5 separate regions of the Mus musculus genome follow, and all the other regions are linked to region 4. The links are chromatin loops, found by intact Hi-C in ENCODE. Cell type or tissue: heart. All regions are shown on one strand. Links, peaks and the distances in the headings refer to the core of each region. The heading gives the core; the rest is flanking DNA.

Evidence for each region. Hi-C counts contacts between places; a loop is a spot of excess contacts. Peaks named below come from ENCODE experiments on the same cell type or tissue, not always from the same donor. Only the 100,000 strongest peaks of a DNase experiment are listed, where the experiment ranks them.
Region 1: it touches region 4 in a loop (9-fold over the local background); 34 of 42 quality-filtered maps call a loop at or near these places.
Region 2: a loop joins it to region 4, with 3 times the contacts of the local background. A loop is called at or near these places in 16 of 42 quality-filtered maps.
Region 3: a loop joins it to region 4, with 9 times the contacts of the local background. A loop is called at or near these places in 4 of 42 quality-filtered maps.
Region 5: a loop joins it to region 4, with 2.4 times the contacts of the local background. A loop is called at or near these places in 9 of 42 quality-filtered maps.

What each region holds. Positions count from the first base shown.
Region 1 is chr8:10,571,727-10,576,726 of GRCm38, forward strand. All of the region lies in intron 32 of Myo16 (myosin XVI), which reads left to right. Among named protein-coding and RNA genes, the nearest start is that of Gm32330, 99 kb to the right of the region's middle. In heart, for the core only: a CTCF peak has its summit at 2,552 (motif pointing right); no DNase peak of the experiment used is centred there.
Region 2 is chr8:10,824,734-10,831,252 of GRCm38, forward strand. No RefSeq gene overlaps it. Among named protein-coding and RNA genes, the nearest start is that of Gm32485, 10 kb to the left of the region's middle. In heart, for the core only: a CTCF peak has its summit at 3,013 (motif pointing right); DNase peaks (open chromatin) are centred at 978 and 3,048; H3K27me3 peaks cover 133 bases.
Region 3 is chr8:10,412,522-10,417,521 of GRCm38, forward strand. It overlaps Myo16 (myosin XVI), which reads left to right. Exons shown (of 35, transcript NM_001319151.1): 16 at 622-769. It overlaps Gm51561 (a long non-coding RNA gene), which reads right to left. Exons shown (of 3, transcript XR_003947504.1): 2 at 4,648-4,699; 3 at 768-1,781. Among named protein-coding and RNA genes, the nearest start is that of Gm51561, 15 kb to the right of the region's middle. In heart, for the core only: a CTCF peak has its summit at 2,501 (motif pointing right); no DNase peak of the experiment used is centred there.
Region 4 is chr8:11,010,366-11,016,884 of GRCm38, forward strand. The region is part of intron 1 of 9530052E02Rik (RIKEN cDNA 9530052E02 gene); the gene reads left to right. Among named protein-coding and RNA genes, the nearest start is that of Irs2, 4.7 kb to the left of the region's middle. In heart, for the core only: a CTCF peak has its summit at 3,214 (motif pointing left); a DNase peak (open chromatin) is centred at 3,176; H3K4me3 peaks cover 119 bases; H3K27ac peaks cover 1,124 bases.
Region 5 is chr8:11,081,926-11,088,444 of GRCm38, forward strand. No RefSeq gene overlaps it. Among named protein-coding and RNA genes, the nearest start is that of Irs2, 76 kb to the left of the region's middle. In heart, for the core only: no CTCF peak of the experiment used is centred there; DNase peaks (open chromatin) are centred at 2,516 and 3,456; H3K27ac peaks cover 2,159 bases.

The sequences.
Region 1 (5,000 bases), core at 1-5,000, 440 kb before region 4:
CATTCATCAATTTGCTCATTCTTCAAGGAGTAATACATAAATATTCTAGCTCCCCTGGTTTGATGCAAGAAGGATCGTACATAATAAAATTAGAAAAAAAATGAAAAGAAATTAAAAAAAAAAAAGTAGGCCAAAGCTTAGGACCTCTGACAAGGAGATAAATAACCAGCCATGCCTCGGTGCCTAATGGTTTGTTTAACTAACAATCTCTCCTTAATTATAGGCTATTAGTAAATGAAAGTATACTGGTAAGGAACAACAAAACGTTGTAATTCTACAAGTCATGTTTTATCCCAACAACCAAAATGGACCCTAAAAAGAAAGCATTAAATAAGGTCAAAAATATTATTTGAAGCTAGAACTAAAAGTTCTAGCTAAAAGCTAGAACTAAAAGTCCCACCAAATATGCCTTTCTATAGGTCAGAACTGGGTAGATTCCTCTCTGTCAAAAAGCAGTGAAGTCCATATAAGTCTAGGGAGAGCTTATCACTTAGAAACCTCAAGGAGGTTTCTAGCCTGGGGATATGGCTCAACAGTTAAGGGTGCTTGTTGCTCTTCCAGGGGATATAGGTTCTGTTCCAGCACCCACATCAGGAAGCTCACAGCCAACTGTAACTCCAGCACCAAGGCATCTAGAGCCCTCCCGTAGCCTCTACAGCACAGATGCACACAGACACAAAGCTAAATAACAAAATAGATCTCTGCAAAACAAAGGGAAACCTCAAGGCAGCAGAACAGATGAGGGGCATGGCAGGCCTCCAAGCATGGCCTGTGAACCTGCTCCCTCCCCCAGGTCATATCAACCAGCCAGCATTGCAACTGAAAAGTTGTAGCATATCTATAGCCCCACTTCGAGTTTTCACAAAATACATTCTAATCTGAAAAAGAAAGAAAGGAAGGAAGGAAGGAAGGAAGGAAGGAAGGAAGGAGAGAAAAGAAAAAAAGAAAAGAAAAGAAAAGAAAAGAAAAGAAAAGAAAAGAAAAGAAAAGAAAAGGAAAGAAAAGCTGCTTTGAAGCATTTATGATCACTTCTGTAATATCAGGAATCTTAATGACATGAGCCTCGGCTGTTCCCACCCAGATGCAGGAGTTCCCAACATACACTTAATGGAATTTTCCCAAGCCTGTGAGGGAAATGGGTTTATACGCTTGTGTGACATGCTCCCCTGAGATAGAGCAGGGCGATCTCTGAGACTGTGAAAGGGTTATGGTAAGATAGGGAAGGGAGAGATTTAATGCCCCTGCCGTGTGCTGGAGCAGCTTACATGATTATTAAGGCTTACAGGGTTTCATCCTCAGGAGAGAAAATCCACTTTCTACTGAGGGATCCCCGGGGTTACCATTCATAGTGAATCACAGCTCAGGCTCCCAATCGTCTTCTCTTGAATCTTTATTTTGAAAGACATTTTTATATCTAAAGTCATCTAGTGTGTGGCTAAGTCTCCCTTCTGGCAGGCATCAGTGGTAGCTCCCATTAATACCTGGATGGCTGTGAAGCTTGGAGATTGGCGCGCACGTTTTGCAGAGTGGGCTCACAGGGTTTCTTTTGCTTTTTAGCATGGTGACTTGGAGAGCACTAAACTGTCAGTGAATTTCCCGTTGCAGGTATTTTGAACACAAATGTGTTATGCAATAGTAAGGGAGAAATTGTGTACAGAAGTAAGGTCGGTTCTCTGGTATATAATTCTATCCCAGGACTATTCTGGAGACCTCCTTGTAGGATTTCATGAATAACAGTGTACATTAAAATAGTTCACTTTCTGTTTATCTTTGAGACAGAGTCTCAATTTGTAGCCTAAGCTGACCTCCAACTTATGGCAACCCTCCTGCCTTAGCTTCCAGAGTGGTGGGATTTAACAGGCACAAGTCAACATTCCAGGCTTTAGATTTTTCTTGTGAGCTAAATAATCATGGACATTCTAATAATACAGAACACAGAGTTGGGGGTGGGGAGAGGCACATAGACCTGACTGAAAAGATTAGCCATGTTGGACTAACAGCAGTGGGGGGCTTCAGGCACCATTTTTAACAGCCTGCTGCTCCCACACTCTATTCTGAGTTAACTACTACGAATATGCCCATAATACAGGTGGGGAAACAGAGGCTCAGAGAAAAGATAAGCTTGCCTAGTGTTCCTCTACAAAGCCTGACAGAGCAGTGGGTCTGTCCAGTACAGCTCTTTCCACAATTCTTTCCTTGATGCTGCCTGAGAAAAGACCAGGGGTAGAGGGGTTAAATACATATTTTATTGCTTCCGTGTGACAGTAACAGTCACAGAGCTTGGGTGAGAAAACTCAAGACTGTTGAATATGTACTTTTCGGGTTACAGGTAAACAGTCCTATAAATTCCAGAGACAGAATTAGACCAGTTAAGCCATTGAGGTGAAATATGACCAGATAGTTATTTGCCTTTGCCCTGTAAGAGCTAAAGTTTCAGCTAACTGCCACAGGGTTTTCTTCTGATGATCTGAGAATCACCATGCTAATTATTTCTCGTTGCTTCCTTTGAAAATGTGAGGCCCTTTTCAAATGGCAAAGGAGGCTTGGCCAGGACACCAGGAGGCGCTATTGCTCTGAGTGGTAGTTCCCGGCATGTTTGTCTTTATGGACTCTTAACTGAAAGTCACTGAACAGGATCCCAGGAAGATGGGGTATCCACGGAATACAGCGTGTGGTAGAAGTCTGAGGAGAAAAGTAGAAGGGAGCCAGACAGAGCTAAGATGAGTTTGATTCACAAGTTATTCCCTTAAAACACAACGAAAGCACAACACTCATTTCATTATTCCCTGACCCCGTGAATCCAGAGCGTTCCAGATGTAAACAAGTACTTGGAAATGATTACAGCAGAAGACTACTATAACATGTCTTCCATACAGTAGCTGGGTTGACTACTGTATGGAAGCTCTACCTTCTGTAGAGGCCAAGAGGCACATAGAGGCTTAAATATAGACGGAGGCATAGATATACAGATATTTCCTAGATCCAGAGCCTGGTAGCACTTTCATTTAAGGCTTGCTTAATCCAAGTAGAAATCATCATAAGTTTCTGATATTCTACTCGATTATATAAACATTTCAGATAAAGAATATTTTGAGTTTGGAAGTCTGTATTTTATAAATTAAATCTTACAGAACCGTGTTTTTATTTTCGAATACTGTTTGTTTTAGAAGGGCTTTAAAGTTGGCCTGTGGAAGGTTTTGAGTGTACTGGAGGGAATAGGTTACACAAGTAAGTACCTTGTGGTCTGGGATGCTTTGTCTTTCTTTTCTCACACCACTCCCCATCACTGGGTGAACTGGAAGTGCACGCTGGGGCTCAACCTTTGTTAATATTTATAAATACCTCATGTTTACGTTCTTCAACAGGAAAGGTATATTCTTAAGTGTCTTTACCTCAGACAGTCACTGCACCCAGTCTAGGCCCATAGGGTGCCCACTACCCACAACAAGGCTGATTCTGGAAGCTAGGGTTCACTATTCATTGTATAACCACAGCAGTTTGCATGCCACAAAACAAAACAAAACTAAACTAAACTAAAAACAAAAAACAAACTCCCAACAAGATTCCCCATTCCATCTTGTCTTACGCAGGAAAATAAAGGCAGCGGCGGTATCTTGATTCAACATTTTACAAAGCGTTGATGCTTCTGTGACAGGTACAATGCTGTACCCTAGACACTGCTTAGCAATGAGAAGCAAGATGGCGCCCGCTTCCTGGCTGACCAGCAGGATTGGTGTCTGCTTACTCATGCTCCTTGTCTGCAAGTGCCTACTCTCCACTGGTGGTGTGAAATTTGAAGCGGAAATTCCAATGTTATTGTTGTTTAATCCGATACATTCAAATGAGTTGGCACCACACGGAATTAGTCTGCCTCATGCAAATCTTGACCTCAAATAATAGGAGGCATCTCCCCGGCCTCTTGCCCATGGATAGATCTTGTGCTGTCTTGTCCGTGGCTGCTCTGGTTTCCTTCCACCCAGATGCCGCTCTCTGTGGTGATGTACTTGGGTGTCTGCATGCTCCTTGGTGCCTGTGAAAGGTAGCTCCAAGGCTCATGAATATTTCTAAGGCTGTAGACAGCACACAGTTCACTGCTGTATGAATCTTCTCTATGACCTGCACCCATCCACAGCCTCCCTTCACACAGAAGTTTCCCTCTTAGGCACAGAAAGCATTGTTCCCTTGCATTCTGGAACCATCTTGCATTAACACTACACTTTCCTCAGTGTCCAAATGAGGAAGTCTTTTGGAGAGATGAGATAGGTATCCTCAAAGAAAGCTGGTCGCCACTTACAACTAAGTTCCAAGAGGAACTGGGCAACAGTTCTTCTCTCAACAGACCTGTGGCTGTCCCCATACCCACAGGTATAGTATGTCTCTAACAAGAAGGAGTCCTTTCACTAACTTCATGACTTCCCTGCATCAAACGAAGGTATCTGTACTTGGGAGAGGTGGCTGCGACTTTGAGTGTTTCTAATTCTCCGATGTTTGGAAACCTCATACTTTAGTCAGTTACACTAAGAAATGTTCTTTGGCGTTTTATAAATTGATCAGTAGCCAAATTGACCCATTCAAAGGACAGAGCTCTTTGTCCCCTATAGTATTTGGAAACTTGTTCAATGCCTAGACATTGGTTGTGGTTTGACATTCATCTCACAAATTACCATAGTTTCTCTCTCCAAATACCCAAGAATTCATATAAGCAAATTGTACAGCCAGGCTTGTGTGGACTTGCAGAGTGAATTCCATTACAGTCACTCAGTAACTCAGACTGTAAGCACAGGGCTTGCTACTGAAAATCCAAAACAATAAATGACTAAATCTTCCGTTGCCTGCCTCCTCCCAGGCTGTGTGGGATTCCCACTTCAGAGAGAAAAAAGCAGAGGAATAAACCTCTAATGTGAGGGGGATCCATGGCTGGGCTCAAAGTGTCCCCAGACCCTTGAGTTCCTCACATGCACCTTGTTTGGAGACGGGGAGGGGGACTTCAAAAAAATGTT
Region 2 (6,519 bases), core at 680-5,679, 190 kb before region 4:
TCGGGACTTCAGTGTGAAGACACCCATGTTGTGCTGTGTCCTGGACCCTGTTTTCCTGGTCCACGCTGCTTGACTCACTCCATGGTGCCATGCTGCTGTCTTCTATGCAGAGACAGCTGGCTTTCTCCACATTCTACATATCGTCTGTGCTCACAAGGGACACGCATCTAGATTCTTCCCAGTCTATCTGATTGCAATGAATGTTGTGTGTAACCATGAGAGACCAGGAGTCTGTCGATTCATAGAAAACACTGTTCTGACCTTCAGTAATTCCACAGGCACTCTCCAAGGTGGCTTGCCAATCCCTTGGTTACCAGGCAGGAAAAGGCCCTTCATAGTTATTTCAACTTCATAACTAGATAGAGAAGAATACTCTGAATTTGGTTCAAGTAGATTCAGGAGTTGCGGTGAGTAAAGGGTGTCATTTGAAACTTTTATTGTGGTAAAAAATCCAATGAGAACTACTAGGGAAAGAGGGGCCAAGACAAGTTCCAGGACCAAATGCAAGGAACTGCAATGCTACCAACTGAGACAGGAAGAATTTCATGAAATCCAGCCCCAGGGAGATGGGTTTGGCCTAGCAAGCCTGGGTGTCTAGTAAGAGCCATTTGGAAATACAGAGCTGGCAAGCAGGCCTGTAGTCTGCACTTCTTGGGAGATGCCGTGTTAGAGGCAGAGATTCGGGATTATCCACAAACAGATGGTGTTTTAGACTAAAGTGAGAGATGAGAGCTAGTGGAGGTAGGCACAACCCAAACCTTCAGCTCCTTACTTCTCAAGTCAATGTACTTCCTGCCTAGGAAAGGAATAAATAAAGGGAGAGGGAGAGGGACAGACAGACAGACACAGATGGGGGTGGAGAGAGAGAGAGAGAGAGAGAGAGAGAGAGAGAGAGAGAGAGAGAGAGAGAGCCAAGCTGCCACGCAAAGGGAGCAGCATTTCACAAGACCCGAGGCAGCCGTGCTGATGTAAGAGGCGCTTTGCTCTCCCTCTCTCTAACAGCATCCAACATGGCATCTCTACAGCTGACGACAGACTGGAAACAGTACAGAGTGTTTCCTTCGAGACAAAAAGAAACGGAAGCACAGAGAAGTTAAATAAGTGCTACCAGGACATTCTGCTTAATGAGTGAAGGCTCCAGAGCAGAGACTAACATTGCCACACCATCCTTCTTTGCACACTTAAAACGCTGGGGGCTTTTGGAAATAGAACTTTCTGGAAGTTCTAAAGCTGTACATTTTTCCCCTCTCTGGACCAAGAGAGACATGTTAAAGAAACTTGAAATACTCATTCCCTTGTTTCCCCTGTGTCCTTTAAAGATTAGCTCTGAATGGATGATTTTAAACACTGAGAGAAAAATCAGCCAATTCCACACATGCCCGGTTATTCTTGGAACTGAATAAACAAAACCATGGAGGGGCCCAGGGGGTGAAGAACAAGTGGTCTTCACACTGAAGCTCACAGCGATCAGTTCCAGCTAATGAATACAGCATCCAGAAAAGGGGTCAACGTTTCCCGTGTTCTATTTCTGATGTCTTTGTGGATGATGAGCTAAGCAAGCCTGGCTGCCATCCTGCAGAGTAGGGAAGATGCTTGGCAGGAACCTAGGGTCTGTGCTAAGCCCAGTAGCTGGGGGCCCTGGATGTGGTATCTCCTCTAGCATTGATCTTCATCGGTCATGGACAAGCTAGTGTGCCCTGGCCTGTCTGTCTCAGATGTGTGACTTAAGAGTGAACACAAGTAGAAGATTTAAGGAAAAATGGATGAGCCGGGCTGTGGTAGCGCATGCCTGTAATTCCAGCACTTGGGAGGCAGAGGCAGGTGGATTTCTGAGTTCAAGGCCAGCCTGGTCTACAGAGTGAGTTCCAGGACAGCCAGAACTGTAGAGAAACCCTGTCTCAAAAAAAACAAAAAACAAAAAACGAAAAGAAAAGATGGGTGTGGGCCCTCCCCCATCCCTTCAGAACGTGGTTCATATCTGTGTCATAAGGTGAGGTCTACACCTGTACCCACAATCCTCTGCTCCAGACTTAACTGTGTCCTGACAGTGGGCAGAGCCATCTAAGGAAGGCTAAGTGTGCCATCCCAGAATTCGGTAAAATGTTGTTAGTTTGACATGGGCCTTCTGTATTTTGTCCCCTTGGATAAGCAAACCTTGAGAATTTAAAAAATACAAGATTGTGAGTTAAGAGGCATCCCATTGCATTAAGCAGAGGTGTTTGAATCAGAGAGTCTAGCTATGAGCTAAGGCCAACACAAGAAACCGTTCTCTTATCAATATGTTGAAGAACTATTTCTGTATCCGAAGTGGTGTGTGCGTGTGTGTGCGCGCGCACGTGTGTGTATGTGTGTGTGTGTGTGTGTGTGTGTGTGTGTGTGTGTGTTTGTGTGTCCAATGCAGAGCAAGTGAACATTTTGCCTTCTGTTGCTGAATCCACGCTGGGAGAGAACTGCTAGGTTCCTTTGAGCATGTGCACACACATTCAACCAAGTTCTTGACAGCATTTATCAGAAATTCATGATTCAAACTATAAATGCGGTGTCTACAATGATAGTTGGCTTTTTCTATGACTGTTAATAAAATGTATTAGTGAACCTTGGGGTGCTGCCAGTGTTGCTCTGCAATCCACCAACCAAGTAGAAAAGGCCAACACCCATAGAACTAGCAGAGAAGGAACATGTTAGAAGTATAAGTATTTCCTCTGCTTATGAGATTGTGAAGACTAAGAGACTGTGCATATGTGTGCAGGCACTCACACATGTGCAGACACCTGCACATGCATGTACACACACACACACACATGCACACATGCACAGACACGTTGCTAGCTCTTCTCAAATATCTTTCTGCTCTATTTTCCGAAAAGTTCACCTTTTAGAAAAATGTCAAATACCCGTTTTATTTCTTCTTTCCAACCCTAGTCCCTCACACAGCTCAGTGTAGATTAAATGCTCTTGGGCACCCACATCTAGCACCGATACTGCCAAGACAGGGCTACAGCATGACCTCAGCAGGGGGCACTGGTGACTAGCCATGGGCTCAGCAGTGCCATGCTGTCACTAGTCACTTGTAATGGTACGAGGACTATGTTGCAGAGGCTGCAGCCTGGAACACCGATGCTACTCAAGCAAGGGGGGAAGATGCATTAGGAAAGTTGCTACCTGTCGTTGCTATAACAAACTACCCCAAACTGTGGTGCTTCAACAACAGAAAGATGCACCTGGAATCCTGGGAGCTACACGTTCCCATCAGAGCCTCAGTGGGCCACACTTCCTCCACATTCTAGAAGTCTGCCATGGCATCCCGATTGTAGACGCAAAGCCAAGCGTTTGAACACCAGGGCTGTGCAGTGCGCACCACACGGCTCTGGGGAGAAGGGGATCCCCTTGTTTAGCCATTTGGTTATTTATAGTCTGTTCCCAGAGTCAGCTTCCTCAAGGAGGAAAATCAACACTATATATTGGGTACCAGAGCAAGAGCATCTTCTGGGTTCTGTTAGTGCAACTGTGCCATGCTGCAACACCATGAAGTAAAACACGGGGGATGAACTGGTCCAGCTCACCCTGTGTCAGCGTGCACACTTTCATCTCCCATGCACAAGTCTCTGTTCTCTAAGTCTGATTCATGCCCACTACATCCCGACAGCCGTCTTTCTGATGAAAACCTCCGTCCCTCCACATCCCTATAACTCCAAGCTGCCTGCATCAGCCACCACGCAGTTAACAGAGCCCAGAGTGACCAAAGCAACCTCGAGTGCTTTTTATGGTAGGTGACTGTGCTCCACTTTCGCATCCAACTAATGATCCTGTCTTTCAATCCCAAACATTTCCAACCCCGGCTACTGAGTGAGCATGTTTCCTGTGCCTCCTCACCCCCCACCCCACCCCCCAACCCCGTGCCTGTTCTCCATGGAAACCACGCCCTCGCCCAGGCACCTGGGCAGCACAGCTCTTTAGACCGCAGATGTCACCCCAAAGCCTAGCATGGGATTTCCAAATCGTACTGGAGGTATCACTATGAAGCCTAGCACCTGCTGGGACCCACGGAGACAGGAATCTATTTCTACCATGTGAAAGTCTCTGGCCTTTTGTTTCCATGTGACATCTGCATTTTAAATCTTTTTTTTCCTTGTCTTCGCATATGTGCCCCAAGAAATGCCTTGATGTACCAGGATCGACTGGGTCTTCAGGCCTGCCCACCTTCCTGCTGGCCAGCGTCCCCTTTGCATTTTTCAGGTATTTGTTTGCAGATTGTTTACCTGTAGCCTTGAGGCCATCGGTCAGAGGTGTGGACTTGGTGATTTACACATCAATGACTTTACCTCTTTGAGTTTTAAACCACTCTTGTTTACAAAATGAGTGGCACTGATGTATTTTCTTGGTTTTCGTTCTTTTCCTTAGCTCTTGGTACTTCCTTTTCTTCCTAAATAGCTCTGTGCTGATCACCTTTCCCTGTGTGCCTCCTACCTGGCTGTTTTGTGTCGTCACTGTTCCCTAAACATGTGAGGCTGATATACGTAAAGTATTTGCCACAATTTACAACATGCCAGCATGATGGAACAAAATTCACATTCCTGGTTCCCTTACTGGTATTTATTAGTGTTGTGTATTCACTGCACATAGTAGCAGGTGTCCTGAACACATTTGCATGTATGCACATCATGTAGGATTAGGCCAAGTAGTCTCTCTTCTTCCCCTCCCCTTCCCACTAGTCTCTCCCTCTCTCTTTCCCAGGCAGTCTTGCTTCCAATTTTATACATAAAGACATATATGAATATATTTTCATAAATAGATATTCATAAATGTATATCTACATACATAATATAGGGCATATTCAAGACACACTGGCCTTTGTGTTTGCTTTTTTAATGTCTTTCTGAAACTCATCACTGCGTGTACTCTTTAAAGATTTATTTTATTTTTAATTATGGGTATGTGTTTGTCTGTGTGTGGTATGTACACATGAGTACAATGACCTTAGAGGCAGGAAGGAGATGACAGATGCCCTGAAGCTGGAGTTACAGGTGACTTGAAGTGGCCCTCTGGAGGAGTGGTGAGTGCTCTTAACTACTGAGACATGCTTCCAGCCCCACTACGGATGTTTTTAAACACTTACGTTTTATGTCTATAAAAATCCAGAATCCTCATAAGAGAGAAAAACATGTGTTGTTTGACTTTCTGGCTCATTTTGCTAAGATGAGGACGGATGATGATGGTGGTGGTGGTGATGATGGTGATGATAAGTTGTCTACCTCATTCCCTTTGTAACTGAGTCAAGCTCCTCTGTGTGTCTCTCTCTCATTAACAAATCTATTCTGCTGATGGACGCCTAGGCAGAGCCACAGCTTAGCTACTGTGCGTGAATGGCACCACAGAGCAAGCACATGTCTGCAGCCATCTCTGTGATAATACACTCCCCTCTTCAAGCCCGGGGGGGGGGGTGCTGTCACACAAAGTGTAGCTTAGAAAATAAGGTACAGATTCTGTCTGCAAAACTAGGCTATCCTGTTAGCCGACATGCAACAGAAAGGTTTGGCGGCAGCCAAGAAAGACAAGGGACACTGGTAGAACCCCCAAGTAGCTTCCCAATGCCTTTAAATACATGCTCCCCTGTGTCTGTGTTTGGAGGGGCCACAACTGCTCCCCCAGGCCTGCCCTGCACCCTCTCTTTCTCTCTGCTTCAGCACACTAACTTTAGATTAGAGTCTCCGACTCACCACATCTGTGTCACCTCAGAACCTTCCCTCCTGCCAAGAAGCTTGCTATCCACTTGGATGGACCCAAACCATCAAACCACACTTGAATGCCAGCTTTTATGTGACTCTCTCCAAGCATGCCACCCTGGTTCTAAAGACAGAACTAGACCCTCACTGGATATGCCAGAAGCTTGTGGTGTACGGGAAGTCCCTGAGAGAACCCTGTGGATTGGCCTTGGCACTCTCACACCTGGCTAGCATCCGTCCTGGCCCACAGTAGCTCTTCACAGACAAGTGCATTTTCACATATGCATTTCAGTAGTCGGGTGCTATAAGATTAGCTGTCTAGCATCATAGTTTACCGGGTATACGTACGATTCCTAATGAATACCAATGTGGAAACAGAGGCCGAGTGATATCTTGTGATTTCTGGAAGGCCACTTAGTTGGGACATCGGAAGTCAGTCTTAGTTTCCGGCCTGTGCTCCGGCATCTTGACTAGTGAAGTGTAGTGCCTAGTGCAAGCACTCAGATACCGTGTGTGCTCTAAGAGACTGCAGACAAAGATGCCAGCAGCAAGCAACCACAGCCACAGAAGCCATCATGGATCAGTTTCACTTCCACATACCATGCGCACGCGCACATGCCTGCCTGCGCATGTGCGTCTGTCTATGTGTGTGTGTGTGTGTGTGTGTGTGTGTGTGTGTGTGTGTGTGTGTGAGTGTGTGTGTGTGAGTGTCTGTGTGTGTGTCTGTGTGTGTGTGTGTGTGTCTGTGTGTATGTGTGTATGTGTGTGTGTATGTGTGTCTGTGTGTGTCTGTGTG
Region 3 (5,000 bases), core at 1-5,000, 600 kb before region 4:
TTGAACCTTCCATTGGTAGACAATTTTGGACTAGCTGGGCGATAGCCTATAAGCCATCCTAATGAATGTATGTATTAAATATATTTGTATAATAAATATATTGCAATAAATGTATGCGTGTGTGTGTGTGTGTGTGTGTGTGTGTGTGTGTGTTCATTCTTTCAGTTCTGTTTCTCTAGAGAACCATGACTAAGACAGAGGGAATCCTGTGTCATAGAATAAGGGTAGATCTTGCACACAGTGATAAGTTTCTCTAAAGGGATAGATAGGATTGCTAGACGAAGAGTGAGCTCTTACATAAAGCATGAGCTTTTCAGATGAGCACAGACCAGCACCAGCCCCTCAGACTTAACCAAGTATCATATAAGCTGCTTCCAGGGACCATATAGGCTATGGCAGCAGGGGTCAGGGCTCTGAACTCCCAATGCCTTGGGCTGAGTGTCTCTGAAGGGCCTAAACTAATGTAGAAAATAAAGTCTCTTCTATTTTTTTTTTTTTTTTTGAATGTCTGTGCTGGAAAAGGAGCTTTGTTGTCATGGTTTATAATTAATTAACATGTAAATTTATGGAAATTGAATTAACAATGCCATTTAACAGAATCCTGTCTCTTTTCCCAACCAGCCAGAATTTCCACTTACATGCTGGAGAAGTCCAGGGTTGTGGCTCAGCCTCCCGGCCAGGGCACCTTTCTGATTTTCTCCTGGTTGATGGACGGGTTATCTTCGGAAGAAAAATGTGGACTTCACCTTAATAACTTCTGTGCACACCGGTGAGTGATCAAAGGCTTTATAACAGTTTCCTGAACATTGGAAGCACAATTCTCAGCTTCAAATTGTCTTCATATGCCCAAGGAAGGCTGTTGGCCACTGTCAGGGCTGAGCTATCTATTAATATGCTGGACTGTCTTACTGTGTCTCAGATGGGAGGACAAAATCCTAGCATTCTGTAAGCATGCGGATGCTGTTTGGGAAACACTGTCTGATCTGCTGTCATCTTGTAATGTGTCGGGCCATGGTGCGGGTAGCTAATAGTCACTGGGTTTACACAAGAAAGAGAGGACTCTCAGTGCTAAATCAAGGGTGGTTGTTCTTCATGGGAGGTCAAAGCTTTGGGGAAATGCAGTCATTGGTGACACGTGAAGTCACAAAGGTGGTCTCCTGAGGAACACTGGTTCTACATACTCTCTCCTACCAGAAGCCAGCCAGACCCCACATGGCACTGTACCAGATTTGTGTTTGGATGAGAATTAGAAGTTATAAGGAGTGAATGGTACCCAGAGCAGAGGCTGCTGGGACGTGGGGTCTCCAGCTCATCTCTACTTCACTATGCTAAATTCTCTGGCTTAGTCTGTTGTATTCCTGTGGGGAAGCCTGTGATAAACGAGTGTGTGGTCACCGGCGTGATTCCGTGATACATAACCAGGTCAGGGAGCCGCGTGGTAGCTGATGACTCTGAGATGAGAGAGGGATACCTCAGATGGCTCCTGACATACAGACACCTATTGAGTCCTCACATGCACTTGGGGGCAGCATCCTGGTCAACTGAGAGCTGTCCCAGGGCTTCAATGGAAAGTGTGGTGTTAAGATACAGCAAGGGGCCATTGCATGTGATCAGAGTGTGTAGGAAGCATAACGGTGACTTCACGCACAGGCTACATCAGATGCTTGTCTCTCTTGGAAGAGATGTTGCAGGGCCCTAAACTGATACAAAGCCATGAACCTGTGGTGTCTCTGTGAGGAGCCCCAGCAGGGACAGTCAGGAGTCACAAAGAGTTCGGTGCCCTGCAACAAAGCAAGTGTCTTATTAGCGTGCATTATGAATAGCTAGTGGGTGCTATTCATATGAGGACAGGAGCCCCTGTGTGCTGCAGGATGTATCTGCTTACCCCATATTCTGCACAAACCTGCTGATCCCTGTCTTAAACAAACCTCATCTGAATTTACACAGTCCCCTTCTCCTTCTCTGCTTGCTCCCCCCCTCTCACACACACACTAGCCAAGTATGATGTTGATGAAGTAGGCTGTGTCTTACTAGTGTGCAAACCACCACAGCCTGCAGCCTGTCTCACACACAACAGCTCGTTATCTACGTGAAGCACTAAGAGGCATGTGCAGCAGTCCAGGGACTGCAGGGCCCTTGCACTTAGTATGCCTTCTGTGACCGTTATTCTAAAGGACGAGCACTGTCTCTGCCTGTGGTTTTAGAATCCGTGCAGCAGATGCATCTTTAACTTCAGCTATGTGCATGCTATAAGGTATTCTAAATCCCACACAGATACAGATAGACCCTACATCAGTACTAAAGTCCACCTATACACACATCTCTGCTTACAGCACAGGAAGGCTCGCTAGAGCACAGCACCTCTGCCTAACTGCAGAGCTTGCTCAGGGCAGGGGTGGGCACCCATCCCTCCAGTTCATGAAAACAGCATTTACCAAAGCACCTCTAGCCTTTATCAAGCTCTGACTAGGCAGAATGCATGCCCTGAGAATCCCACAAGAGGGCGCTCTCCCCACACCTCAAAGGGACACAAACCAGCCCAGCCAACCAATGCCAAACCAAACTTTCATTCTTTTTGCTTACACTTTTTTTCCCGTGTTTTTCTTTTCCTTGCCCCACATTTCTTACGTAAATAACATTTCATTTTTTGTGCACACAGTGTCATATGTGGGAGATAAATATAATTTATATTCCTGCAAATCGACATTTAATGAAAGCAGCGTATGCTGTCATTGCTGCTCACTTTAAATGATCTCCCTGCTGGGTTTAGCCTCTAGAAAACTTAGGCTTTTAAACCCGAAGAAGAGACTCTTAATCCCCGTCCTGGCTGACTGATGATGGAGAGGATTGTGGGACGGCACCCTAATGTTCTTCAGCAGAGGTCAGGCTTCGAACTGTGCTGGAAAGCAGTCATTTGACTGTGAGCAGGTGACCTGCTTCTCACCTGCGCTCAGAGAGCTGAGTCACCTCACCGTGGTTTGAACTTGTGATGGCTGCTAGCACCTGTCACAGGAGAGCTGAGCAATTAACTCCCAGGAAAGTGTGTTCTCTGCTGAGTCGTTAACTGCAGGGCTGGGGTGAATCTGAAGACATTTCAGACTTTTTTTTTCAAGGTAAAGAAAAACTTCAGGGTCATTTAAAGGTGACTCTCCATGACTCCATGACATACCAGCATTTGTTCAGGCACACGGTTTTAAGCAAGGGAAAATCTGATGGTTTATAAGACCTGTGTGTGAAAACTGCAGAGGGGTCTTGTAAACCTGTGTTTATAAGTCTTATGACTTAAGGAGTGGTGAAAACCCAGACCTGGCCCATGCTTGCCCCGTGTTCTAAGCTGAGATGCCGACCCTGGCAGCTTGAACCATTGGGCATCTGTCTAGGAAGACTTACGCAATTTTATTCAAAACTAAGTTTCCAGACAAGTTATATTGTGTAGCTTTTTGCTTGAATAATATTTTTGAGGTGGTATCGCAAGACTTTGTGAGTCACTCCACCCTCAGCATCAATAGGCAGCTATATATAGGACTTTTGAACCAGTGCATTTGCATGGATCACGTGACCGTGTCTTAAATCAGCGAGATTTCTGCATGAGCTTTAAACTCGTGAACTCTTTATGCACGGAGGCATCTCTTGCTTTGTTGTTGACACTGGGTGCTTCGAGGATGGCTTCCTACAGGGCTCTGTTGATTCTCAGTAACAGTAGAGAGTCACCTTTGATGTCACCATGGTGAGGATGAGCTGACCAGGGGCTGCAGCGGCCAGCCAGGTCAGCAGCTGGCACGTGCCAAGCTAATGTGAACATGCCTGGCTGTCCCATCCTTGGTGGTTTGGGTCAGAATCTGCACAGTATTCAAGTCGGTAGTGATCCCACCTCATTTCAACTGTGTGCTTGACCATTTCTTAATTCCCCTCCCCTCACCACGCTTTGGACAGTTAAACACTGTTCAAATTTAAGGGTGAAGTCACACAATAAGCTAGGGGTCAGAAGGATTACACAAGAGGGTTAGACATATATTTTAGCATAAATGGAATTTCTCGTGAGATTTCTAGTGGGGGGAAATCACATTTGATTGGAAAGGTTAAAGGTCACATGATCCAGGGTGGGTGTGTGCTTCCTTGTAATTTTATCATGGTTACTTGAAGCACTTCTACATAAAAATAGAGTAAACACTGAGGGTGCTTAGAACAGAGCATTGGATAAGAGCAAGCTGTTGGGAGGTAGGGCAGACACTGTATCGTTTGATTTTATCAAACCATGTTTTATGCATGGCCACAAAGACCAAGCCCCAGTCTCTGAGGGAGAGGATGGTTGACCGCCCTCCAGGCCCCTCCACTGCCTGACTGGTGGTGGCTTCAGTTGTGGGAAGTTGTACTGAAGTTCACACGTTACTAAGTGAGACGGATCAGCCTGCCGACTCCTAGTGGGCTCGTGCACTTCAGTCATGGAAAGAGAAAGTCATTCTTGGGTCAGAACACAGCTCAACACTAATCCGGGCTTGGCATGCATTAGCTTGTGAGTTTGGAGACGTGGGGATCTGGCCTTAATGACTTACTCATTATTCCCAAACCCAAAACGCTCTGAGAACCAGACGTTTATTTATGACTTATGTGGTGGTGAAAACCCAGACCTGGCCCAACCTTGCTCACCATCGATGTTCGAAGCTGAGATGAGACCCCGGCAGTTTGAACCATTATGCATCTGTCAAGGAAGACACATGAGATTTTATTCAGGACTAAATTGTTTTTTGATTAGAAGATGTTGCCCCAGGTCTACCAGGGATGAAAACACTACTTTTGCTTTTTTAAAATGTGGATTTCGGAATGAGCTTTGCTTTAACAGCAAAGCAGGGTCTGCTGCAGCATCACAGTGCGCGGGTCTGAGCAGAGTAGGGTCCAGCTTTCTCACTGTGTTCCAGACACCTAGCACCTCCAGGACCCCCGCAGAGCACTGGCTGGGGGAACATTAGTAAGACACACCTTACCTCTGAACAGGAAGCTCC
Region 4 (6,519 bases), core at 934-5,933:
GTATGCGGCTATGATTATGATTATTGATGAATAGCAAAAGCCTGGGGAAAACCATCCATTAGTAAATATCATCATAAAATTAACCTCAAAAGGGTGTGTTGAATTGGGTCTTCCATTTTAAATTATACTCTTTAAAAATAAAGGACCAGTAGATGCCACTGTTAGCGTCTCTACGTGTGCAAGGGTGTGTGGCTACACACCCTCGCACACATATCCCTCTATGTGCAAGCTGTGGTTGTGAGTGTGCCAAGCACACGGTCTTGTGGTCGTTGGCTTTTATGCCGCCTCTATCACCAAGCATTATCGCTAACCAGAAGAAACGTAACAACACGACAGGATTTTTATCTTGGAGCTCGAAGAAAATGTGGCTCGATTTTTATTGATTGTGATAATTTACATCCCACTTTATGAGACACATAAATGAGCCTGTGTGTTCTGTAACCTGAAATAGCGCAGGACAAGAGGCCACAGCGTCAGTACCCTATGCTTTTCTTTGAAAAAAAAAAAAAAAGCACCATTTTTGCTTTCTTTTTTTATTCTGACTCTCAATACAAAATTAGATTTTTAGGAATGCATTGAGTGCTGACGTTCTGTGTCCAGTGGAGCCTGGCCAGTAGCAGCTTTGTTTTCCTTGGGGCTGTGTTAATGTTGCCTACCAGGGATCAGAAGCAGGTGACCTGTTGTGTGCTGCCCCAGTCACCAAGCTAGCAGCACAGGAGGGGTCAGGGGAGGTACCAGCTCTGTCAGTCGTATCTGCTCTCGACGAGGTGACGGGCCTCTCTCTTTACAACAAGGTGCTTGTTATTCTTCTGCCCTGGAAGCTCCAAGGGCAAAGTCAGAGAGGCTCCCACTCTATTAGAGAGCGAGCGCCCACCCTCGGAGCAACCTGCTTTCTCTCCTTCCTGCTGCCAGATAAGCTGCTTATTTACTGGAAGCCGGTTGTGTATCTTGGGATTTTCCAACTGTTCTCTCATACTTTTTCAGTACTAGTCAGCTCCTAACATCTGTCCACGTGCTGTGCTCACGGGGACTGGGTGCCATGTACCTGGCCTGTTGCCAATAAACAGCCTGGCTGCAGCTTTTCCTCCTGCCTTTTGATCTTTTCCTTAGAATCCTTCTTTTCCTTTCACAGCTGACAAATGACCATAAGGTTTTGTTTGGTTATTTTTTGATTGTTTTGAGACAGAGTTTCTCTGAATAGCCCTGCCTGTCCTGGAACTCACTCTGTGGACTAGAGTAGCCTCTAGGTCTGAGATCTGCCTGCCTCTGCCTCCTGAATGCTAGGATTAAAGGTGTGTGCCACGGCTGTTTACCAAGGAAGATATGGGATTTTATTTTTAATAAAAATTCATGTAATTTTGCTTCTTTTATTAAAGATAGCCTTTCAGGAATAAGTTAAGTATTTTCATTAAGTTCTTAATTGTATAAATAGGTAAAATGCATTTAAAATTCATGATATAAATACTATTACCAAAATGAATCATAGATTTTTTTTCATGTAGAAAGGCTAGTATAGGAGAAAAGTATATAGTTTTAAAGTTTTTCTTTAATTCTTCATGCATAATGTGTCTGACAGAATTTTATGTCTAAGTCAACTTTGAAAGCTGACTAAGCAAATTGTCAAGTGGACTGCTACATGGCCAGTGTGAACAGCCCTCACTTAAAATGTGTTCCAGGAAGCCTAACAATAGTTTATGTTGGCAAGTCTGTTTCCCCTTTAGAAAGGATGGCATAGTTGGCCCTGTTACACTGACCTCAGTAACTTAGTTCACAAGTATATTCAAAACATTTGCATTTCTGATGAATGAACCTTGAGCAGACTTTTGCCCATCTAGGATTAATAGGGAGACTTGCTGCATTTAATGAGCCCCCCCTCGCATCTCTTTGCTAGTATGTTTCAACTGAAATTACACAAGAATTTTGTAATATGTGAACTCTGTGTTTGCAACAGGATAACTTCTCGGCAAGAATGTAACTGTTGTCTACCTCACTCAGTATCTGTGCTTGGAAGTGCCAACAGCTCAACAATCAGAACGTGTAAAAACTCAGCAGGCAAAAACAGGTGAAGCTCTATTAAGTTCAAGGTCAGCCTAGTCTACTCACAGCCCAGTCATGTCTCTTAGTGAGACCTTGTCTCAAAAATGAAACAAACAAAAGAGGAGAAGAAGGAGGAGGAGAAGGAGGGGAGGAAGGAAGGAAGGAAGGAAGGAAGGAAGGGAGGGAGGGAGGGAGGGAGGGAGGGAGGGAGGGAGGAAAGAAAGAAAGAAAGAAAGAAAGAAAGAAAGAAAGAAAGAAAGAAAGAAAGAAAGGAAGGAAGGAAGGAAGGAAGGAAGGAAGGAAGGAAGGAAAAAAAGGAAAGAAAGAAAGGAAGGAAGGAAGGAAGAAAGGAAGGAAGGAAGGAAGAAAAAGAGCTTATGTGAATGTGTATACATTGATTGTATTATTTCATTAGACACTGTAATAGCTTTCCACCTTAGTATTCATTCTGTCCATTAAAAATGTTGATTCGCCGGGCGTGGTGGCGCACGCCTTTAATCCCAGCACTCGGGAGGCAGAGGCAGGTGGATTTCTGAGTTCGAGGCCAGCCTGGTCCACAGAGTGAGTTCCAGGACAGCCAGGGATATACAGAGAAACCCTGTCTCAAAAAAAAAAAAATGTTGATTCAACAGTCTTGATAATCCTAGGCACTAACTCAAGGATGGTTTTCTAAAATAAAGGCTTACTGAATGCTACAACCACCATAACGTATAAAGTAAGAACTGCCTGCTTCTGGGTCCACACAGTGGATGCCAGGGACATTAAGAATGTCTCTGAAAAAATAAAAATAAAAATAAATAAAAAAAGAATGTCTCTGAAGTGACACAGCTATGTTTTCTGAAGGAGAAATAGGGACAGCTGGGAGTGACCTTCTGCAAGTCCCTGAGCCTCTGGAGAGCAAGGTCAAATTATGCTCTTTGCTCTGTGCTGTGGATCAGGAGCAAGCAGTTGGCCTGGGCTCCAGAAGTAACTGACACAGCCAGCTGCCTCCTGCCAGGTGGCCCAATGTTTGCTGAAATTGTTTCTCACTCCAAAACCTGCCATGTCCTTACAACCATTAGCGGGCTGCTTCTCGAGTCTGTATTGTAAGGTTGTTTTTAAAACCCAGCCTTAAGGATTTCTACCTCGGGAAATGTGACTGGCTCTTACCCACACTGCCACCCACTGGCGACGTCTTTTTCTAAGGCGTCCAGTGAGCACAGCTGCCCCTCTGCTGGTGCCTGAAGGGTTGTTTCATGAAATTACTTCCCACCTACCGTACATCGGCTTTGCTGAGATCCTGAAGGATGGCAGTTAAATGTGATTTAAGATGTAAGAGAGACGCATCGGTGCAGAGGACAGAGTAACAGGTGAGGAGGGACGTGATCAAGGCCTGGGAGCAGACCAGCAACTGTGGAACGAATATGAGCACATTCAACACCATAGGGTGCAAAATATCTACTAACAACAATTTAAAGTTTCGGAAAACAAACCAGCACAAGAAATCAAGAACTTAAACTCAGGATTATGCTATGCCTTGCTAGATAACACCAAAGCTAACCTTCCTCTACACTGGCTATTCAACTTCAGATGCTTTGTAGAATAAGCCAGTGTCACATAGAAAAATTTCAAAATGAAATAAAAAAATATGAGTGGGAAAGAAAATAATATGAATGACAAGTGTCAGTCACAAGTGTGTATCGGTGTTTCTGAGTAAAATAGTTAGAATTGTGTGCTAATGACTTCTTAGCTCATTCTGAATATGCAACCTTTTTTTTTTTCTTTTGATTACTTGGTCTCAGTTTAGACCATGTTGGATTCTATTTTATGCTGCAATATAATGGCAATAGGAAGATCAGTGGTCTGTTTAGAGAGAGCTATTATTTGCCTAGAAGGAAGGATCCCAAAGGCTTGATTGATGTGTGTCCTGCCAATCACATCCTTGGGATTCTGCCTTTACAACAAAAGCTGGCATACAGTATCAGTAACAGTAGTTGGGTCTGGAGAGATGGTTCAGTGGTTAATAGCACCTTCTGCTTTTCCAAAGGGCCATGACAGATGGTTCACAACTGTCTACACAGCTCTGGGGAATCCAATGCCTCTTCTAACCTCTGAAGGCACTCAAATACACGTGACATTCACTCAGACAGACACACACACACACACACACACACACACACACACACACAGAGATAAACTAAATATTAAAAAATAAAATACCAGGCGTGGAGAGACTACTCAGTGGTTAAGGGCACTTTCTGCTCTTGCAGAGGACTTGAGTTCAGTTCTCAGCAACTACAGGAGGTTTACAACTACCTGTAACTCAAGTTCCTAGGGATATAACACCTTCTGACCTCAAAGCATCAGACAGGCATGTAGTGCACGTAGATATGTGCAGAGGACGTTCACACATGCATATAAAAATAAATCTTAAAAATGCATCAGAAACAGTAAACTCATAAGAGTGTCACATTCTCTTAAGCTCTCACCTTTCTTACTCTCATCTCTAGCTCTCCTTTTCCCTCTCCCTTCTCCCCTTCTTTGCCACGTGGCCGTGGCCAGCCCCCCCCCCCCTCTCTTCAATAAAGCTCTAAAACAAAAAACAAAAAAAGTGTCACATTGTTGTGCTCACCCTGACACATGGCCCTTAGCGTATTCAGAGGAAATTTAAAATTCCATCCTCTGAAATGTAGATGTTATAAGTATATGATTCTTGGTCAAGAGGGAACTCAACTGGTGTCTTTTAATTCCTGGATACAGAATTCCCATCTGTATGTCCTATGACTCCACATATTCATAAAAGAGTAAACAAGAGAATTTGGGCTGGGGATATAGCTCAGTAGTGAAATGTTGACCAACATGGATGGAACCCTAGGCTGCAACCAAAAAGAAAACAAAGCCATTTAGCTCTTCACGCATGTCTTATACTTTTGCCTTATTTAAAACATTTCTAACACAAATGATAGTAACTAAACTAAGTAACTGAAAAGTACACACATTCTCAATTTCCCCAAAACAAAGTAACCAAATCAGCTTGTGAAATGCAGGCAGTATCCCCTGAAACTGCTCATCCAGAGGCTGGAAACTGCCCTTTATACAGACACAGTCTAAGAGGTAGTACTGGGGATCAGTACTGCCCTTTATACAGACACAGTCTAAGAGGTGGTACTGGGGATCAGTACTGCCCTTTATGCAGACACAGCCTAAGAGGTAGTACTGGGGATCAGTACTGCCCTTTATACAAACACAGTCTAAGAGGTAGTACTGGGGATCAATACTGCCCTTTATGCAGACACAGTCTAAGAGGTAGTACTGGGGATCAGTACTGCCCTTTATGCAGACACAGCCTAAGAGGTAGTACTGGGGATCAGTACTGCCCTTTATACAGACAAAGTCTAAGAGGTAGTACTGTGGACCAGTAGCAGCAGACCTTCCAACATTGGCAACTTCCTTCTTGGGGTTTTAGAGGCCACACCAATGCTGCTGGGCTAAAAAGAGAATTACACGTTGATCCTATCTTAACGTGTTCTTCACTATGGAGTGGAATAGTGCCTATCCGGTAGGTTCTGAATTTGAACATTTGGAAACCCTATTATGAAGCCTCACTGTAATTAAAAACAAAACAAAACAACAAACAAACAAACAAACAAACACCTGAGATGTACTGTGACTTGTTTGACCTTTATCTGGGTGAGCGCAGCCGCGCAGCATGGTGGGGGTTCAGGATGACAGCCATGTCCTGAAGTATGTGTGTTAGAAGGGATTGATGGACAAGCTATTAGTGTATCTTCAACTCAGATCATAAAAATCAGCCAACACTAAGCACCTAAGCATGCCGTGGGTATCTGTGAAGCCTCATTGTTTACAATGATCCAGAATGCATGTCTTTGCCTCTGAACTCTTCTGCCTCCATAAGGTTTATGGGGCTAAAGACTTCTGTTTTTATAAGCATCTTTAGTTGTGACATAGAATTTGAAAATAGAAATTGTCACATGTTATTGCAACATCGTCTGGTCTTTTCTCAACTGTAGTTTTAATTCCTGATACTGTAGTTTTAGCCCATCCTTTCAGAGTAAATGGTTTCTATCTTTCTTTTCCATTTTTTTTCTTAAGGCCATACTTTATGTATATCTATTAAAAACATAATAGAATGATTTGATGTGGTTCTAATCCTTAAGCGTGGAGAGTTTCATTGTCAGCATTCATATTAGAATCCACAAAGATTCCAGGAAAAGACGATATAATGATGATACAAGTTACAATGATGAAACAAATGTGGGGTATGACAGGGTGAGCCTGAGGCCCCAGCACTCCACCAGCCATGGCAGGAGATTCTGCAACTTTGAAACTTTTCTGGGCTACACGGTGTGATTCAGTCTCAGAACACAAACCAACACACAAAACAAAACGAGAGAGAAAAAGGAAGGAAGGACGGAAGGGAGGGAGGAAGGGAGGGAGGGAAGGAAGGAAGGAAGGGAGAGACAGGGAAAAGAAGGAAGGAGG
Region 5 (6,519 bases), core at 845-5,844, 71 kb after region 4:
CTATAAGAAGAACGAGAACCCCAACAGACAGGCTCACATCATGGCCCATGGAATTGCTTCACAACTAACCAGACCCAATCCCATTTGTGAAAGCTGTAGGCTACGGGCAAAATTACTCCTACATGACCACATGTTGTTTGACTTTTCCCGGAGAGACATCCCAGATGAGACACAAACAACAAACCAAAGAGACGACTCAATCCAGGTTCATCTTACGGAAACAACGTTGTGGGTTTACCTACAGAAGCTTGGATGACTCCATACACCTGCAGCACCAGAGCCCCACCCAGGATGGATGTGAACTTACCAGCTGCCTGCCTCGCTGGAATCTTCATCTTCAGACAACCATCCACCTCTTACACAGAACAGCATCCTCAAGACCACACATACAGATGGAGGAGAGGGTGGTGGCTATGATCTCAGGTAAAGGTCTGGTGACCCTCCCCTACTCTACTCTGACGATCCTACTGTATTTGCTTATCCTTTTGCCGAGACAGTAGAGCTGAGGTACTCTGAAGTTACCACAGCAGCTACTACTCCATGATGGGCAATGGTCAAGGAAGACTCAGATGAAATCACTTTCCCCTAACACTGTATCTACTGCCTCACATGTCTGTCAATGGGACTTTCCTTCCAACCCACCTCCATTAACAGGTGTAGCTTGCTCCCCTTCCCTCCAATCTGGGAGTTGATTGGGCTTCATCTATAGAATGAGGTGGAGATGCTGCTGTGGGGCTCCCAAAGCCACTATAGATGACACATCTTCCCCTTCATTCTCTGGGCCTCCACCCCTAGAGCCAAGGCAACTATGTGCAAAGGAAGTTCAGCTTGGAGGACCATGCAGGCAGGCACTCAATCTGACAGGCCTATCTGTGGAGAGTCCAGCCTAGCCATAAGGCACAGAAGCTGTCATAAGGCCTTCAGGAACTTCCGGCCATTGGTCACTTGTGAGTCCTTCTAGTACAGACCACAGACATGATGAGACAAGATATTCCCACTGACCCTGTCTGAACCTGAAGACATCACCTGTGCTTGATGCCATCTGTTTTGCTGTAACAAGAACAGTACTTTTTTTTTCTTTCCTTAGAATCCACGCACCGAAACTCTAACTCGCACTATGTCAGACTATGACTTGATTTGGTAGTGAGGTCACTGTTGATGTAGTTAGCCTGAAGCAGGGTGGATCCTTGATCTGTTATTGTCAATAACCTTATAAAAAGCAGGGTGGAGGAAGACAGAAGGGAAGTTAGAAGTCAGGGCAGGCACCTGGAGGCAGGAGCTGATGCAGAGACCATGGAGGGGTGCTGCTTACTGGCTTGCTCCTCCTGGTTTGCTCAGCCTGCTTCCTTATAGAACCCAGGACCACCAGCCCAGGTATGGCCCCACCCACAGTGGTGTGGGCTCTCCTACAATGAACGATAAATTAAGGAAATACCACATGGGTCAATTTTAGGGAGCATTTTCTCAATTAAGATTCCCTCCTCCTAAAATACTGTGGCTGTGCCAAGCTGACATAAAACTCCCCAGCACAGCAATCGAGTGGGATGGTCACTTTTCACATCTAAAGGAGGAAGGGCTTTCTTTTCTCACAGTTTCAGTGGGTTCAGTCATGCTTGCTTCACCCCATGTGGTTGGACCAACATCATGGTGGTTGGAGCATGAGGTAGAGAGAAGTGTCTCACAGCATGGCTGATTGGCAGGCAGAGGCAGAGGAAACAATGGCAGTCCATGGCTTTTTCCTTTTTCCCCCTTTTGTTTTGTGTAGCCCTCAGCCATTCACTCAGGGTGCATCACAGTTCCTCACTGAATCTTCTATGGACATACTTTCACAGACACGCCCAGACGCCACACCAAATTCTTCACTGATTCTAAGTCTGATCCCAAGATGAATGGGTACAGAAGGAAATGAGCTCTGTGGTGGATTCACCCAGCAAACATTTATTTAACACATGCAAAGTTCATACGGCAGCAGGCAAGGCTCAGAGAGGACTGGAAATGCCCCGCATGCCCCAAATGATCATCTTCGAGAAGCAGCACGTGGCGGCTCAGAACTAGCCCTGCAGGCTCTTGAGGTGAGAAATGGTCCTGGATTTCCGTGGCTTCCACGTGTGTGCAGAAGCCCTGTGGACTACAGGTGGCTCCCTCAGAAACTGGAGAAGACGCTGCTCTAGGCTGCTTTGATCTGGGCCTGGTGCCTCTCATCTTATCTTTGCTCACCAGATGTAGTTTTCAAAATCTTAGGCACTTTATATTCAGCTTCAGCTGGGCCATTTTCTCTGGGCTATGAGATTAATCTGCCCTGCACAACATCTTCAAGACTGGCCTGTATCTTTGGCAGAACAGAAGCTAGCCACCCTCACTGGAGGATGGCCAGATCTCAGCAGCCACTTCCTGCCAGAAGATCACACCCAACTCTTTGTTTTCAGATGTGCTCACAGATGCAGGCTCTCCCTATCTCTGAAAGAGCCTAATTTTTCTGGGACTACTTCCAGGGTCAGATCTTTGGGGATCACTCTTGACTAACAAATGGCAAAAGTTCCCAGGCAGCCGTATGGCTGTGGTGCATAGCCAAGGCACTGCTATGCACTGCAGTTCATAGCTCAGGCTCTGAGTCTCCGTTTCTTGGGTTTGACTCTGACTAAATCAAATATTAATACTTCAGGTTTTTATGTCCAGTTCTTCACTGAAGCTCGAAAGTAGGAGTGGCCTATGCCACACAGGGATGTTTAGAGAATCAATATCGGTGACCACCATGTCAGTCTTCATTAAGTAACAGCTAGAGATGCTGAACAAAGAGGGAGGTGTTCACAGTAGGTTCTATCTACCTGGAGTCAGTGCAGTTCTCAAGAGGGCAGTGCCATTTAGAAAGACCACTGCTATCTGCCTCAAGTCTACTCTCTGAGGTCTGTGAATGATAAACCGCACTGAATGTCCTGGCTAAAACATAATATATCAAGATGCAGCAGGGACGTGTTGATTACAAGATATCTTTCCTTTTGTCCCCTATAAGTTCAGCACAGGAATAAGGAGGCTGTACTGGTACCAATGTTCCTCATAAGGTCAGCTGCTTTTCTGTCCATCACGGGGAACAGAAAGGACCATGACCCAGCGAATGAAGGAGTAAACATCCCTTCTCTTGTTATGTTTGCCGACCAGTTCTAGCTTCAGGAAGGGGAGAGCCCCAGAGGTGAATGCCTGCCAGTTCGGGGATGAAAACAAAGCTGGATGATTTGGTATCTTTGTGGGAGTGGGCTCTGCACCCTGATCTTGGATTCCTCTGCAGAGCATGCAGTGGGATTCACCCACAGCAGCTTCTCTGTTGGAATCTGAAGATTTAAAGACACCAGAGAGAGGCAGGGAGGCAAAATAGGGAGAATCAGCTGCTTAGATCCTGGCTGCTCTTTCTACTGCTTCCCAGGGACTCTCTCCAAGGGGGAATTGGTGTTGGTATGACTCACACTGGGGGGTGCTGTGGCAAGGTTCCCTGAAGCTCTCCGCCTTACACAACAGGCCTGTGGCTCCCTCTCCCAATTGTAAACACTCACTGAGCACTTTGGATGTACTTGGCAGTGGATGTAAGAGATGAAGGCAGTGTCTCTCCTCTGTGCCAGGGGCCTGAGGGATAATTATGGGTGACAACATACCTGACAGGGTTCTGAAAATCTGAAAGATCTCCACTGCCATTGCTGCAGATTCTGTTAGGCATGCTGGGCTTTCCCAAGGACAGGAAACAAACCATTTCAAAGCGCAGTTCTCAATGAGCCCGTTCCTGTCTATGCCCATCATCAGAACGTAAGGAGCCGGACAAGTGTATCTTCTGTTTACATTCCCCTCAGCTGACCAGGGTTGTATGTGTTTGCTGTGAAAAAATGCAATGATTTGAAGTGTAGACACACTGAGGACTTGTTGCTCCTAGATGGCTAAGAACCATCACCTCGTGTTGTAAGTCACTGCTCTCCGAGCCAAGCAGTGGCCATCTTGGGAGTTCATCTATACTACCCTCTTGCAGAAAGAGTATCCAATCTGGGCTTGCTGGTTGTTTACACCTCCTCATGGAGGGGTGGGAAGGGTCACCAGACCATCACATGAGAGTGCAGCCACTCTCTACCATCTGTGGTATACAAGTCTGCCTTAATGCCTTGTGCTCTTGATGAGGAATGAGAGTATACACACAAGGAAAGACTAGAAGAAGGACTCCCTCTATTTGGCTGCAGGTAAACCCTATCCCTGCTGAGTGAAAGCTTTCCAGGGTGGCCTGTTGTGGGGAGGGGCATCTAGACCCCTCTAAGTAACCAATGCTCAATTAACCTCTGGTTCTCCAGAGTGGACTTTGGCAGAATCCTGCTTTCTGTGTGTTTGGGAACCTCAGTGGGAGGGGTAGAGGTTTTTGTCTGGTTAGGAATTTCAGTAGTACCTCACACAGCTCTCCTTTTCATGAGAGCATGTATATGATCTCTTGACACTTGTCAAGAGTCCAGGCAGTCGGCCTTCACCCTGCTCACCGGGCTGTGAAGTAAAACTCTTGAACAACCTTTCTCATCTGCAACTGTGTGTTTCCTGACTGGCATCTCCCCAACCTCCTTCCTACAGCCATCCCTTCTATTGTATGCTAATTTTTTCAAAATGTGCATACTCATGCATGTGCATATACATGCGTGTGCATGTAGATCAGTGTATGTGTGTGTGTGTGTGTGTGCTCAGACTAATTACTTACCAGATAAGAATATCTTTAAGAAAACAAAGATCTCTTACTTAAGGAATTCTGCAAAGTGCATTTATGCATTATTCCAGCTAATGAAGGTAATTAGATAACAAAAGGTTACGGAGGGAGAAGCTATTAAATCAACTTTTTAGATTAAGGGTCTACAGGAGGACTCTTCCCCAAGGACCACACTAAGGCATGAGGAGAACTGCAATTGAAAGATGTATTTGCATGAATTTGCATCTGATTTGTATGCCATTAACATATTGTGGCTTGGCTCTGAAGTCCTGGGCAACTTCAAGTTTTAAATGTCCCTTAAAGTTCCCCATGTTGGCATTTCCAAGCAGGATCCTATAGTCTGGGTACCTGGTCCCTGAGGGATCATATGTGAATTGTCGTTGATTCCAAGCCAGCGAGCAAGCGTATATCAACAGCAAGCATCACCCAGAAACCTTTGCAAGTCTTTTTTTAAAAGATTTATTTATTTATTTATTTATTTATTTATTTATTTATTTATTTATTTATTTATTATATGTAAGTACACTGTAGCTGTCTTCAGACACTCCAGAAGATTTGAACTCCAGACCTTCGGAAGAGCAGTCGGGTGCTCTTACCCACTGAGCCATCTCACCAGCCCACCTTTGCAAGCCTTAATGAGAGGCATGGAAGGGGACCAGAGCTTAACGAGCTGGCTGTGCAAGCACAAGGACCTGAGGTCAGACCCCTAGAACTTACTTAAAGCAGAATACAGTAGGGTAACCCCAGTTCTACTTCAGGGAGATGGGAGGTGAGAACCAGAAAATCCTCTCAAAGCTCCTTGCCCAACTAGCTTAGTGCGTACAGAGTCAAAATGCACAAGGTTTTGCCTCCAACAAACACATCTGAAAGCTAGGCCTTCCACACAGGAGGTATGACACAAACATGCCTGCGCTCACACATGAACACACACACACACACACACACACACACACAGAGAGAGAGAGAGAGAGAGAGACTGAGACCAAGAGACTGAAAGAGAGGGAAGGGAAAGGGGGGAGGGTGAGAAGGATGGAAGGAGGGAGAGAGGAGGGAGAGAAAGGGGGGAGAGAACAGCTTAGAGAGACTCTCAGATAAGTCAGGAAGGAGCAGAATGCTCCTTCTAAATGCCCCCTCCCTCTATGTGTGTTCAGCCTGGTTATTAAATCACTGGGACCTACATAGAGCGTTTAAGACTCTAAGTCAGAAGTTCCAAATCTAGTACCCCAGGGAGCATGGCAAACACCGTCTCAGGACACTGTTGCTGTCCCCACTCAGACACCTCATTTACCTGTTTGAGACCTACAGACTCTGTTCTCAGCTCACGACCAACTCTACCCAAATATAAAGTGGTCCCAAGAAGAGTCAGATGTCAATCTTCTGCACAATTTTCTTGGCATTTCCATTCATCGGTATCTATAGATATCAATATTTATTGATCAAACAAAAATAAGACTTTCTTGTGGAGGGGCTGGAGAGATGGTTTCACTGTTAAGAGCACTTGGTGCTCTTACAAGAGACTAGAGTTTTGTTCCTAGCTCCTACTGAGAGGCTCGCCGCTACCTAACTCCAGCTCCAGGGCATCTGCCACATTCTCTTGCCTCTACAGGTTCCTGTACATACACACGTGCACATATCCACACAGAAACATGTATGCAACAAAAGTACATCTTTTTATGTATAATTTTTCTGATAATAAAGGCTCCAGTTCTTCCAGACAGGGCTCATATATGCTAGAGAGGCCACTGTAATGAGCAGTGCTTAGTTTTAGAGACATAATCTTCTAAAACTGTGGTCCTCAA